Linked DNA regions of Homo sapiens: regions 2 and 3 are each linked to region 1. A link is a loop called in an ENCODE intact Hi-C map of the cell type or tissue named here. Cell type or tissue: ascending aorta. All regions are shown on one strand.

What was found. A loop is a pair of places that touch in the nucleus more often than their neighbours do. Peaks named below come from ENCODE experiments on the same cell type or tissue, not always from the same donor. Only the 100,000 strongest peaks of a DNase experiment are listed, where the experiment ranks them.
Region 2: a loop joins it to region 1, with 6 times the contacts of the local background. A loop is called at or near these places in 68 of 110 quality-filtered maps.
Region 3: a loop joins it to region 1, with 4 times the contacts of the local background. A loop is called at or near these places in 24 of 110 quality-filtered maps.

The regions. Positions count from the first base shown.
Region 1 is chr4:163,330,921-163,335,920 of GRCh38, forward strand. It overlaps NPY1R (neuropeptide Y receptor Y1), which reads right to left and starts at 1,676. Exons shown (of 3, transcript NM_000909.6): 1 at 1,562-1,676. In ascending aorta, CTCF peaks have their summits at 944, 2,000 (motif pointing left) and 2,201; DNase peaks (open chromatin) are centred at 1,161, 2,001 and 2,430; H3K4me3 peaks cover 2,686 bases; H3K27ac peaks cover 4,243 bases.
Region 2 is chr4:162,495,653-162,500,652 of GRCh38, forward strand. No RefSeq gene overlaps it. Among named protein-coding and RNA genes, the nearest start is that of FSTL5, 330 kb to the left of the region's middle. In ascending aorta, CTCF peaks have their summits at 2,103 (motif pointing right) and 4,013; no DNase peak of the experiment used is centred here; H3K4me3 peaks cover 217 bases.
Region 3 is chr4:163,109,541-163,114,540 of GRCh38, forward strand. It overlaps LOC101928081 (a long non-coding RNA gene), which reads left to right and starts at 675. Exons shown (of 3, transcript XR_244745.4): 1 at 675-760. It also overlaps a transcript of NAF1 not described here. In ascending aorta, a CTCF peak has its summit at 2,264; no DNase peak of the experiment used is centred here.

The DNA of each region.
Region 1 (5,000 bases):
TACAGCCTCCCAAAGTTACTGCTAGCTTATCTAAATGAATTACATAATTCTCTGCTCCTTCCTTGCTGGGGAGGGCTTGTTCAACAGACTGCTGCCTTAAGACAATAAAGACTAATAAAGTAGTAGTCACGGAAGAGCACTCGGTCTAGTCCTGGGTGGGGAACCTGGTCGGGTTAGCTTTCTGCTCCCTCGCTTGCTTCGCCAGAGAGCCGGCCCAGGGTCGAGAACAAACAGCTACTGCTTTTCTGTTCCAGACCTGACAGACAAGCTCCACATGTCCCCTGCCTGTGTGTGCCATCCCGCCCGTCATGCTTTCTCATAGGATGGGGAGTGGGGGAAGCAATGCGTGCTCTGTGTGTGTGTGAGTGTGAGTGTGTGTACATGGAAACACACTCTCTTTTGCTCCTCTCCCCTAGGTTTTTCCTGTGCTCCAGAAGTTATCAAACAACGAAATGGGAAATGGGACATGTTCAGTCAAAATTCCTGTTGGCACGCTTACCCACCCACCTTTTTCATATTGCGTAACTAGGTGAATCGCCCGAAATTTACTCCATTCCTGACTCCCTACTACACACACATACACACACTCTCACTCTCTCTCTCTCTCTCATCAAAAAACCTTTCTACCAGTGATAAGAGACTGGCAAAAGAGAAAAGATATAAACAACCAAAACCAAGCAGATCCCAAACCGAAGTCAATTCTCTCTCTTTGGCCCAACATCAGACCTTAAAACATTCTTATCTCTCCAGTCTACCTGGGAACCAATGGCACACCCTATCAAGACACCTCCACCTCCTGTCCATTCCCAATCTCCTAACCCAGCCACGTTCCATCATTACTTTTCTAAAAGAAAGAGCTAAAGAGTTCCCTGATTAGAACTCCGATGATTAAAAGCTTCGGGTGTCTATCGGGGCGCAGCGCCACACTCGAAGCGCCCGGTACTGCGGAGCGCGGCTCGATTGCAGCCGAGAAGCGCGGAACCCGCAAGTGGGGGTGGGCTTGCGCGCTGGGGTCCGCGCCGAGGGCTACTCCCACCTCCGCCAGCTCCCAGCCCGACACCTGCCGCGGGACCCGTGCGACGCTGGGCGACGCGCCAAGCCCACCCTTCTCCGGCTCATCCCAGCCAGTTACTCCGCGAAAACTCCGGTGCGGCCAGAGCCAGCGCCTCCAGCCAGCTCAAGACACGTAAGGAAAATGAGCGGGTGTGGGATAGGCGAACTCGGGCGCCTTCCCAGTGCCTCGGCCTTTTAAAGAGAACCGGGGTAAAGGAAAACTTGGATCCCCATCCAGAAATTCCCCGGGAGCAGGTGGTGGGAAAGCCCGAACTCCGCGTAGGGTACCCTCTCCTTTCACCCGCGTCGTCCCCATACCCTTCGGCAGGAGCCCGCGAACGGTCCGGTGATTTGGAGCAACCTGCGACCTGCCTGCACTGGAGACCCCACCTTGGTCCCCCAGAGCCAGTTTCGGACACTCGCATCGTTTTTCTTCCCCTCTCATCCTTCACCTTGTCAATGAGAGATTTCGCAGAAGTCTCTGGAAAGGCATAAACTCGCAACTTACCCTCTTTGGAATTTGTCTTTTTCGCTCCTGCTTATTAAAGAAGGAAGGGTGGGAATGGAAGGGAGCAGAGTGGGGAAGATCCGCTGGTATTTCTCCTGCTCAGATCCTAAAGATTGATGAAGCTAGGAAGAGACGCCTCCTTAAAGCCGAACTCCACCTCATCCCGGATCACGTGACGGCGTCCCGCGAGTAGCGCCTGAAGCTCCCCCAACCCCACAAACACCTCACAAAGGTGCACACCTCGGGGAAGCATTGCCTAGGAATTTTGGAAAGAAAAGCAATCCAACAGAAGCCACACATTATTCGACACAGACCTCCCGCGCAGGGGAAAGGAAGCCCTAATCCCCACAGTCCTCGACTCCGGGGAAGGCAGGGCAGTTTCCCGAGGCTTGAAAAAGTCGGTGCCACTGTGCTTTTCTTTGTTTGCAGGTCAGTGCCATCTTGTGGCCGAAGTCATACCCGGCTGGAGAGCTCGAGCGCCAGCCCAAACCAGGAATCAAAGGGCTCGCTGGGAAACATGAAATTCGCCACAATAATGGCACTAATATTTTCTTTTGCTTTCTTTTGTGACGCTCAAATAACTCTCACGCCAGTGCCGAGAATTTGTTTTCCTCACTTTATAAGTGAACAAAGAGAAGACCTTTAAAAAGTCAAAGCAGTCAATCGGCCCTCCTTTCTTTGGCCCACTGAGAAAATGCATTAAGTCAGATTTGTTCCCAGCGCTTAGCTGCTTTTTAGTTTTTTTAGGGGAGAACCATGAGCTGAATATTTCCCTGGTGGTCGAAAAGCGTCAATGCAATTTTCTCGGTGATTAGTACTACAGTACTGAACATTATGAAGAAAAAAATAGAATGTACACCGAGTACGTTGAAGGCGGCCAAACCCATCATGGTGCCCGATGATTCAGGCCAATTACTGGCACACTGATCTTAGATGTTTTACCTGATTCTATTCTAGTTTCAAAAGTCAAAGTTGTAAACACACACATACACACACACACACACAAATTATGTAGACGATGAACTGATGCAAATGAGTAGAACTTCTTCCAAATAAAATTGTTAAAAATAAGAAGTCTTTCTAATAAAGATACAGGGCACTGCCCAGAGAATTTATAAAGATTTCATTAGAAAACAATTCTAATGGCAGTCTTTCTTCTAATTAAAATCAAAATAAAATTCCAAGACAAGTGGACTCATCTGAACTTTATACTGTTAAAAAACGTTTTCTTTTTCTGATTGTTAGGCTGAATAAACATATTTAAGGTTCAGTATAAGCTCATTTATATAGATAGTGATGAACACAATCTCTGGATGTTTTTCCAAGAAAGCTTTCCAAAATATGTGTCACTAGACATATTTTTATATAGTTGGAAAGGCATTGTAATTAAGAATTAAAATGTCATGATTATGTAATGATTGTACTATTAGTGTATAACAACAGATATAAGCATACATATAAAAATCTCTAATGGTTAAGCAGAGTAAAATGACAACAGATTCATTTATACACACACACACATATACACACACATACTTTTTTTTTTAACCAAGGCACAATAATTTTTACCAAGGCACAATTTAGGAATTTCAACTCTTTCAGGGAAGAATAACTAATATTCATTCAGGTTTCTATGCATCCTCTGTCTACTCTATTGCCTTAAGTCACATTCTGTTCTTAGAAGGAAGTTTTCCCCATGGTTTTGATCATCAAATTGGCTATCTTTAGCCTGCTATAAGAATTACAAATGAAGTAATTTAATTCTCTACTAAGAATATATTTTTATGTAGAAACTATTATTATGTCAGCAAATATTTTGGACTTGAGAATATAATTTGGACTCAGGTACTATGCTTTCTCTATTTCCCAAGAATACTAATAAAGGCATGTCTGCCAGAGTTCTGAACTATTATGGCCATTGTATTTTATCATTTTATTAACTCAATTTTTATGAAGTGTTCTCCCTAAGGAAAATTTGTGAAACTGCATTCTTGAGTTATTAATGTCAGATACCAATCTTTGAAAGATCATTGGTCTCAAGGACTCTTTTCTATGACAACTTTATGATACAAAGAGAAGTTCTGAAATACTCAACAGTGGCTGGGGGCGGTGGCTCACGCCTGTAATCCCAGCACTTTTGGAGGCCTAGGCAGGTGGATCATGAGGTCAGGAGTTCGAGACCAGGCTGGCCAACATAGTGAAACCCCGTCTCTACTAAAAATACAAAAATTAGCCAGGTGTGGTGGTGCGCATCTGTAATCCCAGCTACTCAGGAGGCTGAGGCAGGAGAACTGCTTGAACCCAAGAGGCAGAGGTTGCAGTGAGCCGAGATCGCACGACTGCACTCCAGCCTGGGCAACAGAGCAAGACTCTGTTTTGGAAAAAAAAAAAAAAAAAAAAAGAAATGCTCAACAGCAAAATTATATAATTCTTTAGGAATACCATTTACTAGGATTCTTTCCAATGTGAAAAATAGAGAAATTAGACATGGTCCAATGGCCAAACACAACATAAAATTCTCCAATAATGTAATCTTATAGAAGATTTAAAATATGCAAAGTAGTTTGAATTTCTTAGAAAATACTTATTAAAGAGTTTCCTCATTCCAATTTTAAGATCATATATTTTTCTACTCTTCAGTGAATAATCAGCTGCCTACTTTCCTATCTGGGATTCAAACTAGATAAAACTTCATCTTTGCTAGGGAGAATTTTTTCTTTATTTCTGTGTATTTCTTTCTGTAGTTTCATAACAGCCTGACCTATAAACCAAGGGGAATTATGTTAATGACCTAATCTCATGCTCTCTTGAACAACAGTCTTGCTCTGTGATATAAACTGAGGGATAGGATCTACTCATTAAATTTCTGTAAATCTAAGTTTTGTATTCTAAACAATGGAACAAACTTATGGCCTGGCTCAGCCTTTAAATTCCATGATTCAGTAACTGCTTAAATAAAAGTGTGACAGTATGCTTGCTACTGGAATTGAAACACACTAATTACTAGTCTTCTGAGGAATTTCTGCTACAAGAGTTAAAGTTTCTGAAATGCTATCAGGCCTTGATACAGGTAAATTACCATGAATTGTCACTCAGAAGAAACTTAATAGGCATTAATACTACACGAGAAAACTGAAATGTATATGACATTGATAAGGGGGTAATTCCATGGGGGTAGAACTATGATGAAGCACGTCAGTGAATCAGTTCATATTCTATGAATTGATTTTGTGTCAGGATTTTCCTTCTTTCTGTGACTTACCTGCTGCATTTCTTTGGATCTTTGACGCCCAAGAATGTAAAGCACAATTTTATTTTATGGACCACCAAGAAAAAAATGCTTTCAGTAAAGCAATGGCATACCATCAATAGCAAATGAATATTAAAATATTAAAATGCTTTTTAAGCCCACATTTTAAAGCCAATGAAATATAGTTGG
Region 2 (5,000 bases), 840 kb before region 1:
AGAAATGGGGTTTCACCATCTTGCCCAGGCTGGTCTCAAACTCCTGGCCTCAAATGATCCTCTTGCCTCAGCCTCTCAGAGTGCTGGGATTATAGACATGAGCCACCATGCCTGGCCAGTAATCATTTCACTATGTATATGTATATCAACATATCATGTTACATACCTCACATATATACAGTATTCATTATTTTAATGTTTAAAAACCATAATATAAGCATATTATTTTAAAGTAAGTTAACATAGTTTAATTCATCTAAAATCAACAGGGCTTCATTAATAAGACAACAAAGAGTATTAATAACACTGGTTAACTAAATAGCAACTAATTCTGCTAAAAGTAGGGAGTTAATCTTGTTTTTTACTTGTTGAACCATTCAATATGACAATTTATATTTTTTCCTCAGCTCTAAGAAACTTGAAATAATTATTTCTTTTTTTTTTTTTTTTACTCCATTTTGTCGTTTGCCATTTTCTGGGATTTTAGTAAGAAAATATTAACCTTTCTGAATTAATCTTCCATTTTCTTACATGTTCTCAAAATAAGATCGCCACACAGGCAAATAGGATACATCAAGTGATGGGCCTTAATTTGGGTGCACAGACAAGAAATTAGAAGGTCGTCACTATGCATGCTCTGTAATGCAAAATACAGGGGGCTTTATTTTGGGTCATCAAAACCTGCACTACAATTTATAGTTCTGCCCCCAAAGGGGTTTCATTTTAAAAATAGAACATGCAGATAAAATGCTTGACTACATGTTGCCCTGCATTTTTAGAGCTGGGGAGGAGTTCCGGGCTGGTTTTCCTATCAGTGACTCCTTAACTAATTGTCCTCTGTCTTGCCTCGCTCTGCATAGCTCTGTGACTACAGTGTCTCTTGTGTCCTCAGAGAGGCTGACCTCCTCACCCCCAGAGAGGCTGCCCTCCTCGCCCCAACGACCTACAGCCTCTTCCCACGTGAGAAGGTTGTGCACTCTCAGCATTGTTTCTTCTCTTCACAAAACTTCCATCTACTGCTCATGACCCAAGTTCCTCCATAGTACCTTTACATTGGTGAGCCCTTATCTTGATCTTTCTGACCAGTAGCTGTTTTTCTAATTGAAAATTTGATAAAATTCTGGAAAGGGTAATAAATGGGTGTGCTTATATTTCATAATGAGCAGGAAGTACATATTCATTTCACATCTTCTCGATACTGTTATGCCCACTTGGCTTAGTATCATGGGTGGTCATGTAAAGAGTTTTTGCAATCAGTATTATTCATTTAGAAATTAGGTTGGAATATTTAATAAAAATATGTTGACCACTTCAGTATTTTTGTATAAAGGCAGTGTTCACATTGCACGGTAGTGCAGAACCATAAAAGTAGTCATGCAAGTTTAAAATGTACAAGGCTATTTTAATCAACATTGGGAAAATGTACATCAGGTTTGCTTTCACTAAGTTCCTCTGGTTGTATATCTGAAGTCTTGTCATTGAGACAATGTGAACGTTTCCAAGTTAAGTTATTTCTTCTATAAGTCAATTTATGCTTGATTTGGATTTCATTTCATTCATCACTTTTTGTTTCTTTACTGCACTTTTATTTTTGTTGGCTGATTCTCTCTTTCAATTATCCATTTTGGTAAAATATCTCATGCATTTATCACTGGAAGACTATGAGAACTAAGAGGGAGCATCTTCTTGGTTAAAGCTATAGCTCACACTTGTGAATAAGAAAAGGAGTGTCAATGATCTCTTTATTTAAAAAGTATGTTCTTTTCACTTTTCTGCTCTCAATCATTTACAAAAAGCCTAGAGAAACTGAATTTATTAACAAATGACAAGATAGCATGCCCTCTCTCCATATATATATATGTTCGTGTGTGTGTTTTAGTACAAGAATATATATTTGAGACGAGTTATTTGTATTCAAATGTATTTTTTAGGATTGTAATCTAATATTTAACTTTAAAATATCTGCTTTTCTAAATTTTCCTTCATGATTAACCCCCCAAAAATTGTGTGGGGTGAAGCTGTTTCTGGTATTGTGTGGGATAAAACTGTTTCTGGTATTGTGTGGGATAAAACTGTTTCTGGTATTTCTTCATGTAACCACATGATGGCAGCAAAGGATAAGAGCACAGGCATACAGCCATTGCGCAATAAAAAGCAAAAACACAGTTATAGAATAAGTACACAATTACGGAACGGTCCCAACGTAGAAAACTAATTTATATTATATAAGCCCTCAGAAACATTCAGCTTATTATTAAAATGTAAAAGTCTTGCTATTTCTAATTCTAATGGGTGAATAATATAGCCACCAGTGGTTATTTTGTTGACTATTTAATCACCTTCTTAACCATACGTTTGGATTGTAGTTTCCCATTCTTAGTTATCTAAATTATCATTTTCAACTTTTCTCCACCTAAAAGTTTATTTCTTCCACTTATTATCATTGTAGTCATGAACACAAAGACATATGTATACATATATGTATACACACACACACACACACACACACACACACACACACACACACAGAGCTTATGAATTTTATCTTCCTATTTGTGCTGCCTTCAATTACTTTTAAAACACATTTTATTTCTTTCCATAAGTTGTACACTCACATTTGTGACCTAGATGCCAGACTCTGTGGCTACTACAAAGAAGGTCAGGAACTTTAAGTGCTCCTGTCCGCTGTCAATATCACAGCTGCCCAACACCATGAAGTTAGTGACAGAAATGGAGGGCTGGAATCCAGCCACGGCAAACATGCACACATGAGAAAGTCCACCCTTCAATCAGGGAAAAAAATGGCCTCCAGTGACTTTCTGCCTTCAAAAACTTGTAGGACTATATTAAACTATGGAATTTAAATTCATTCAGACTATAATGGCAAGCCAGACATGGCCATGTAATTTTATCATTCCAATCCCTAAAAAGGGATGGGGACAGGAATGGCAGAAATTGATTCTCATTGTCAATAACAAGAATCCACGATTCCCTTTAAGGATGTTCTCAATATCCTTAAACCTTTTCTACTAATTATTAAAACCCATGATTTTGTTATTGCAAAAAATATCGTGATAACTTTCAGTTTTTGGTGATTAAGAATAAAGTTTCTTTTAGGAAGTCAATTCCACTCCTGACTTTTTAATACTATAAAAAGATCTAAGCAAGTAAGCAAATATGTACGCAAGTATTTTGCGCTGCTGTTTATAATAGTAAAGTACTGAAAAATCCCAAAAATTCATCAATTCAGAATTGGTTAAATAAACTCATGGTACAGCTATGAGTACATGATACAGCTATTCTTCATTCAAAAGAATGAAAAATTCTATATATTGCCAATGAAAGATGGTTAAAATATATTAAATGAACAATAAAGCTAATGTAATACATTATGATTATAATTTTTGTGAAAAATTCAGCATATATACATATTAAAATAATCTGAAAGAACAACAAAAAATAAAGCTTCTGGTAAATCAAACTATATAATTAACAAACTTCACAGAAGGTTAGTTTGAATTACATCCTCAATGTGGACTGTCAATAAGAATAAAATGTGCTATATACGTGTTTGTGACTATACCATAATTTGTTCATAAAATTCAATATATTTTACTCATAAAATTCAAATCAATGTCCTTTCCTACATTACTTTATATATTAAAGGATGCTCATTTTTCTACCTCAGTAATGTTAAATTCCCTTGAAAATGGAAATTTGAATATGCAATTTATAAATTAATATACTGTGAAAATGATTAGAAGTGGCTAAGCAATTTTAACCTAGTATTAGCAGGATGTGAAGTAAATCAGATAGATAAGGGGAACTGGTTCTTTAAAACCACATATTGGCATCATTTTTAAAAAGGTGATGCCTCATTAAACCTAGTCCCAGTGCCAACAGGACAACAAACATTTGTTTATTTTGAGACTCTTGGAGTCCTTGGTGAAAATCAGTATTATCAAATTTGATAGAATTATATTTAGAATTCATTAGAAATGCTTTGAGTAGCCCTTTATCCACTAGAGGCAGTATAATAAAATCTTGGGTTTGTATTATACTTGGGCTCTCTGGGTCAAATACCAACTCCACCTCAAGGGCTATGGGACTGTCAACATATCGCTTGTTTACACCTCAGTTTACTCCTGTGTTACAGATTCTTCCAGACATAAATCTTAGAAAACAGTACAGTTTATACACACAATAAACATGTGTGACCCTCATTGTTAAAATATATGTATAGTATCCTAGGCACCTAGGCACCAATCAGTACTTATCAATCAAACCATTCTAGTCATAGTGTGAATTTGTGGGGCATGATTATTTTACTGAAGCTATAACATGAATAAGTATATTTCAAAGTTTACAATCATAGTCACCTTAATTTGTAGACATGGGGATGATGTTTTGAACTAATGTTGTGTTCCATGCTAGACATTAGGGGTTTATGTATGTTCATGATGAAATATAAATCTAAGAGTAAATATAATAAATTTGGGGCACAAATTTTAATCCTTCAAATCATAGGATTAAAATCCTTCCAGTTATAGGATAACTGTTTATAGCTAGATGTTTTTCATCATTTTTTTACTCAAATTATATTTACTGAACTAATTCTCCGTGGAGGGTGTGCAGGAGTTGAGTGCTAAGGGAATTGCAGGAATAATTAAAGTATAATTATTTATATTCAAGCATGAACTTTTGTAAAGTGAATATTAAGTCCCCTTCTCAATGTCAGTAGTCTTTGCATGGTGCACTATCTGTTTATGTACTTGGGGTCAATAAATCATCTAGGTAAGAGGCCAAGCACAAAGCCTCTGATATGGTAGCTTAGCAGATAACTGGGAGATATTTCAAAAAAACCTCTGTTGTTTAAATTGCTATAAAAATAATTTTTAAGTCACAGCCTAATAATAAAAGAATGCTTTCATAATCAATGAAAAATCAAGTGCCTAATGCATTTTTTAAAATTAGTCTTAATGTTGTCTTTCTTTAAATTT
Region 3 (5,000 bases), 220 kb before region 1:
ATCCTCTTGTGAGGTTAATAATGTATTCAAAGCATTTTTCTATTAGTTAGTGAATTTAAAAAGCACATACAGAAAGAACACAAGTGGTAACAGAAAAGTGAGGATGATCTAACCCTACCTCACAGCCTAAAAAAAGAATGCTATGACTTGTTTCTGTGAGGTCCCCAAGTGGCAAGGAGAGAGTGCTCCATGGGGAGCTAACACCTGACATTTTGCACAGAAAGGTGTCTCCTAGAATTACCTCACACTCTGCATAGATATAGAGATTACTGTCATCTTCAGTGAGTTTGAGAGGGGCCTATAAATAGGATCAGGTGAGGTCTGAATAAGCAATGATGTGTGTCTGATCTTCTGATCCAGAATGAAATGAAAACATAATTAGTTAACACGGAATGTGCTTTTAAAATGCAGATATGTAATCCTTATCTTACTTTTGTATGTCTCTCATTTTTACCTTTGTTTACTGCAAATGATATGTGAGGTAGCATCCTGCCCTATTAAGTATGCAGATATGGAGAACATTCAGTAAGATAGCTTTTCATTATTTATTTAGGCAGAACATACAGTACTTGAAATCTGTGGGTTGCCATGAGGTTCCCATGGCAACTCTTCTATGGATAAGAATGCTTGACTAGGCTGGTAGACTTGCTGTTACCATCACCAGCCATACCATCATTTGAGGATACAGTACTCTCCCCTCATCTGTGCTGTCACTTTTCGTGGTTTCAGTTACCTTCAGTCAACCATGGTCTGAAAATAGGTGAGGTAAAATCAGATATTTTGAGAGAGAAAGAATACATTCACATAACTGTTACTACAAAATATTGTTATAATTGTCCTATTGTATTATTAGTTGTTGTTAATCTCTTACTGTGCCTATTTCCTAAATTAATCTTTATCATAGGTATGTAAGTATAGGAAAAATCATGGTATATATAGGGTTCGCTACTATTTGTGATTTCAGGCATCCGCTGGTCTTGGAACATATCCCCCAAGGCTCAGGGGGAGCTACTGTATCATCATCTTAACTTTGAAAGTTAACTTGTAAATGAATTTTGCATATTCTCTTACTGATCTGGAAATCTAAGGTCAAGCAAAAGTGATGTTTATTTGCTTCAATACATTTCCACTGAAAGAGGACAGGAACTAGAGACAGATTTTAAGCTTTCAGTTTTGTTTTTGGTTTTCCTATTTTTGTTTCCATCAAGTTAAATTCTACTATGGATTTTTTTAACTCAAAATTGATGAGCTCTAGCACTTTGTAGCGTAGTTATTTACATATTTAGTCTTAGGAACCTGGAACTGTAATCTCTAGGGATTTATTTATATTTTTTAAAAATGGATTAAGGCCTACATCAAAACTGAGATAGAGCTGCTTGAGTTTTGTTTCTCCCTCTATAATAACTAGAAATTGTATTCCTTTTCACATATTAAACACCGGAAACATTTTAAAAAAGGTAAACCCCAAAAATTGCTTTTTGAAGGTTCCTCAGAAAACTCCTTACTAATTTATATCTCGCAAAAAAACTTTTTTGTAGATTTCTGGACATAACTTCAACTATTGCATAACTACCTTTTGTTTTTTTCAGAAGTGACAAGTGTTGAATATATACTTCTAGATACAAAGCTGAAGGACTGATTTGGTGTTAAAAAAATAGGTGAATATGAGTCAAGTTAGGAAGTAATTGAATACCAGAGGAGAGGGAGGAAGTAGTGGGAAAATGTCTTTGGTAGTTGTCAACCCATTTGAAACATTTAAATTCAGAGTGCTATCCCTAGAAAATTGGAAAGCAGGTTAATTCTTTAACCACCATTATTCCCTCCCCATCTCTGAGCATAAAGTAAAAGTAATATACAATCCTTATTGTTCTTCTATTTTGTTTTGAAACACAAAATAAAATGAAATAGAATGAGCTTGATCAACTGGAAGGATGGAGTTGTCATAAACTGAGGGAGCAGAAATGTCCAGTGGCGCAAGTTTGGGGTGAATTTAGAATTCATTTTGGACGTTAACATACCTATTAGTCATTTAAATAAAGATGTCAGGGAGTTTGTGCATTTCTGAGTCCAAGTGTCTGGAAGAGAAATGTGTACATAAAAAACATAAATGGATCAAGCATGAACTCTGTGACCCTCCTACCTTAAGAGACAGGGAAAAGAGAATCAATTAGAAAAGGGGACTGAGAAAGTAGAGCCACCGCTAGTGTTTTGTTCTAGGTAAATGGCATTTCTTCGAATTGTGCACTAGGTGGCCCATCTGAGAGTGAGCCGTGAACTAGGAGGAGAAAAAAGTAAAAGAGTTTGATGTCCTGGAAGCCAAGTGGGAAACATTTTAAGGAGTAGAAAATTTTATCAATCACGCAAAAAACGTTAAGTATGATGAAGACTGAGGTCAGACCATCATAGTTTGCACTGTAAAAGCCATTGATGACTTTGAAAAGGGCAGTTTCCACTAATGGAGGGGGAAGCCTGATTAGAATAAGCTACAGAGGAAATGGGAGAAGAGGAATTGGGAGTCTGAGATTATTAATAATTTTGCAAAAGAAAGCAGAACAGCTCAGTAGCTGGTGAAATGGGCCAAAGCAAGGATAAAAAAAATAAGATGAGAGAGATAATAGCGATTTTACAAAATGGAAAAAATGATTGGGGGGGGAGAAAAATTGCTAGAGTTCTCTCTCTCAGTAAGCAAAGACAGTACACAAATAAAGTGATTAGCTTTAAGTAAAAGTACTCTGTAAAGAAGGCAGTCATAGAATATTGAGGAAAAAAGTAGGTTGGTAGGTGAACATGGTGATGGAAATCTGAATGTATTTGAGCTATCACAGGTTGGATTCACTGGAAGCAAATACTGAGATGGAAATTGGAATACTGAACATGTGTTAGGGATCAACACTTAGGGAAGGGAGAGAGAGGAAACACATGGATGGAGGAGAAATTCAAACTGCAGTACATGCTTGGCAAAGCTTAACCAACCCAAAGAGAGCTCTGGATTTGTTCCTCCAGCCTTTATGCTGCCCTCAACCACTCCTTCTGGAAATGGACATTGGATTTGGGCTCCCCCTAGAAAGGTGCACTTAGGGCTCTCCATAAGTGAGATGGACTTTATAGTTGCTGAATGCTGGAAGATATCTGCTAACCCCAGCAGCTGGGGTATAAGGCTCTTTTTGTGAAGAGGGATGTGGATGATACAGCTCTATGTCCACCCAATAAAACTGTTTCCATTTTCTCAGTACAAAGAGGAAAACAAAACTGCTACTGAGGAGGGATAGTGAAATCAGGGAACAGAAGGCTTGAAGGTTGTAGAGGAGAGTTATGAAATTGTCACCTTGGTGAGTGACAAGTGAATGGACTAGGAAAAAAATATTGCAGCTTTAAGGCTCCCTTTTAGGTTTGGTAGTTATGAATCTCAAGTGATACCAGACAGCATGAGTGTTGGGTTTTCTCCGATCACGTTCAACTCTATATGTGTAGATGCAGGAGCAAAGGGAGACAAGAAGAAAAATTGAGACATCAAACCATTAGTAGGAGGCCAGATTATTTAGAGACTTGTCAGCCATTTAAGAATCTTGTCTTTTGTTTCCCAGTTAGATGGCAAGCACTTCAGGGTTCCTTTTAATCCTTTTGGTTTTGAGAAATAATACATATATAGATAGTTCCAGAATATAAGTGTACAGCTCAAAAAACTATCACAAAGCGATCCCCCTTGTTACCTTAGTCAATCCAAGGAAGAGAGTATGGCCAGCATGGAAACGGTCCCCTCTGGTCCTCTCCCAATTATTATTCACTTCTCCACTTTCATAATTCCTCTCCTAACATCTATGGTAATCCCTTGTTTTTATTTTTTTAATAGTTATGCCATCAAAACTTGTAAGGTTAGTTTTAATTTTTTCATCTTTTCAAAAATGCAATTAGACCGTATATCCTTTTTGTATCTGGAAGTTTTGCTCTCCATCATGTTTTTGAGATGCATCCACAATGCTGCATTTGTAAGTTCAGCCGCCCACAGGATCAGACTTCAAGCTTGGTTTTCAGAAATTTTAACCCTGCAGCTACAGGAGATATTTCTCTGTGTCTGTGTTTTCCAGGACAATTATAGAAGTTTCCTGGATCCCTACCCAGGTTGTGGATTAGGATTTAAAGCCATGAACTCATCTTTTCCTTCTTCCGTATCCTCCAGTACACTTAGTAGAAATCAAATCAATGCAAAAGCCTTTATTCTTTATTCCCACAATAATGTTTATTGCAGCAACTACTTGATCACTTAAAGTTATCTTCTCCAGACCATAGCTACCTGTTTAGTTATTGCATGCCATGGACTACTTGTGTTTTATTTACCATGGCAATGAGGTCACTAATGCCTTTAAATCTAGTAGGATTCTCATCCTTAAAATTCTATTGCTTCTACTCTAATTCACTTCTATTACCAAAAACTGTATTAGCCAAGATTCGGTCAGAAAAACAAAGCCACTACAAATATCATGTGAAAAGGAGGTTTACCACAGGAATTAGAGCATACACCAATGTGTGGGAAACTGGAAAAGGAAAGACTGGAAGAGAATGGAGAAATAACAGCATCACTAATATGACAGTTGTGGGTATGTAGGAGCATGAGGTAAAATTCAGGAAACTGCATGTATCTAGCCACTGAAGTAGAACCACAGAGGGGATTTGTGGAGAGGTCTGTGGAATCTACTGCCTCTGAGGAAATGGCAATAAAGCACTTAGTAGTCAGCAGGTCCAGAAGCTGGGCAGAGCTAGAAGCTAGAGCTACCTGTGTCTGTCACTAAGTCTGGGACCAGGAGCTTCCTCCTGGTATTTACCCCTCCTTTGCTTCTACCTGTCCAATCTTGTGAGTGCCTTCCTTGATCAACTCGAATCCAGAATTATGCTGAACACAGGATTCCAGAAAATTTATTTTCAAGGCTTACACAGGAGTGGGAGTGCCAAGTTGATAAATTCAGAACATTCTGTTCATGTGATGAATAATGATGGATAATCAC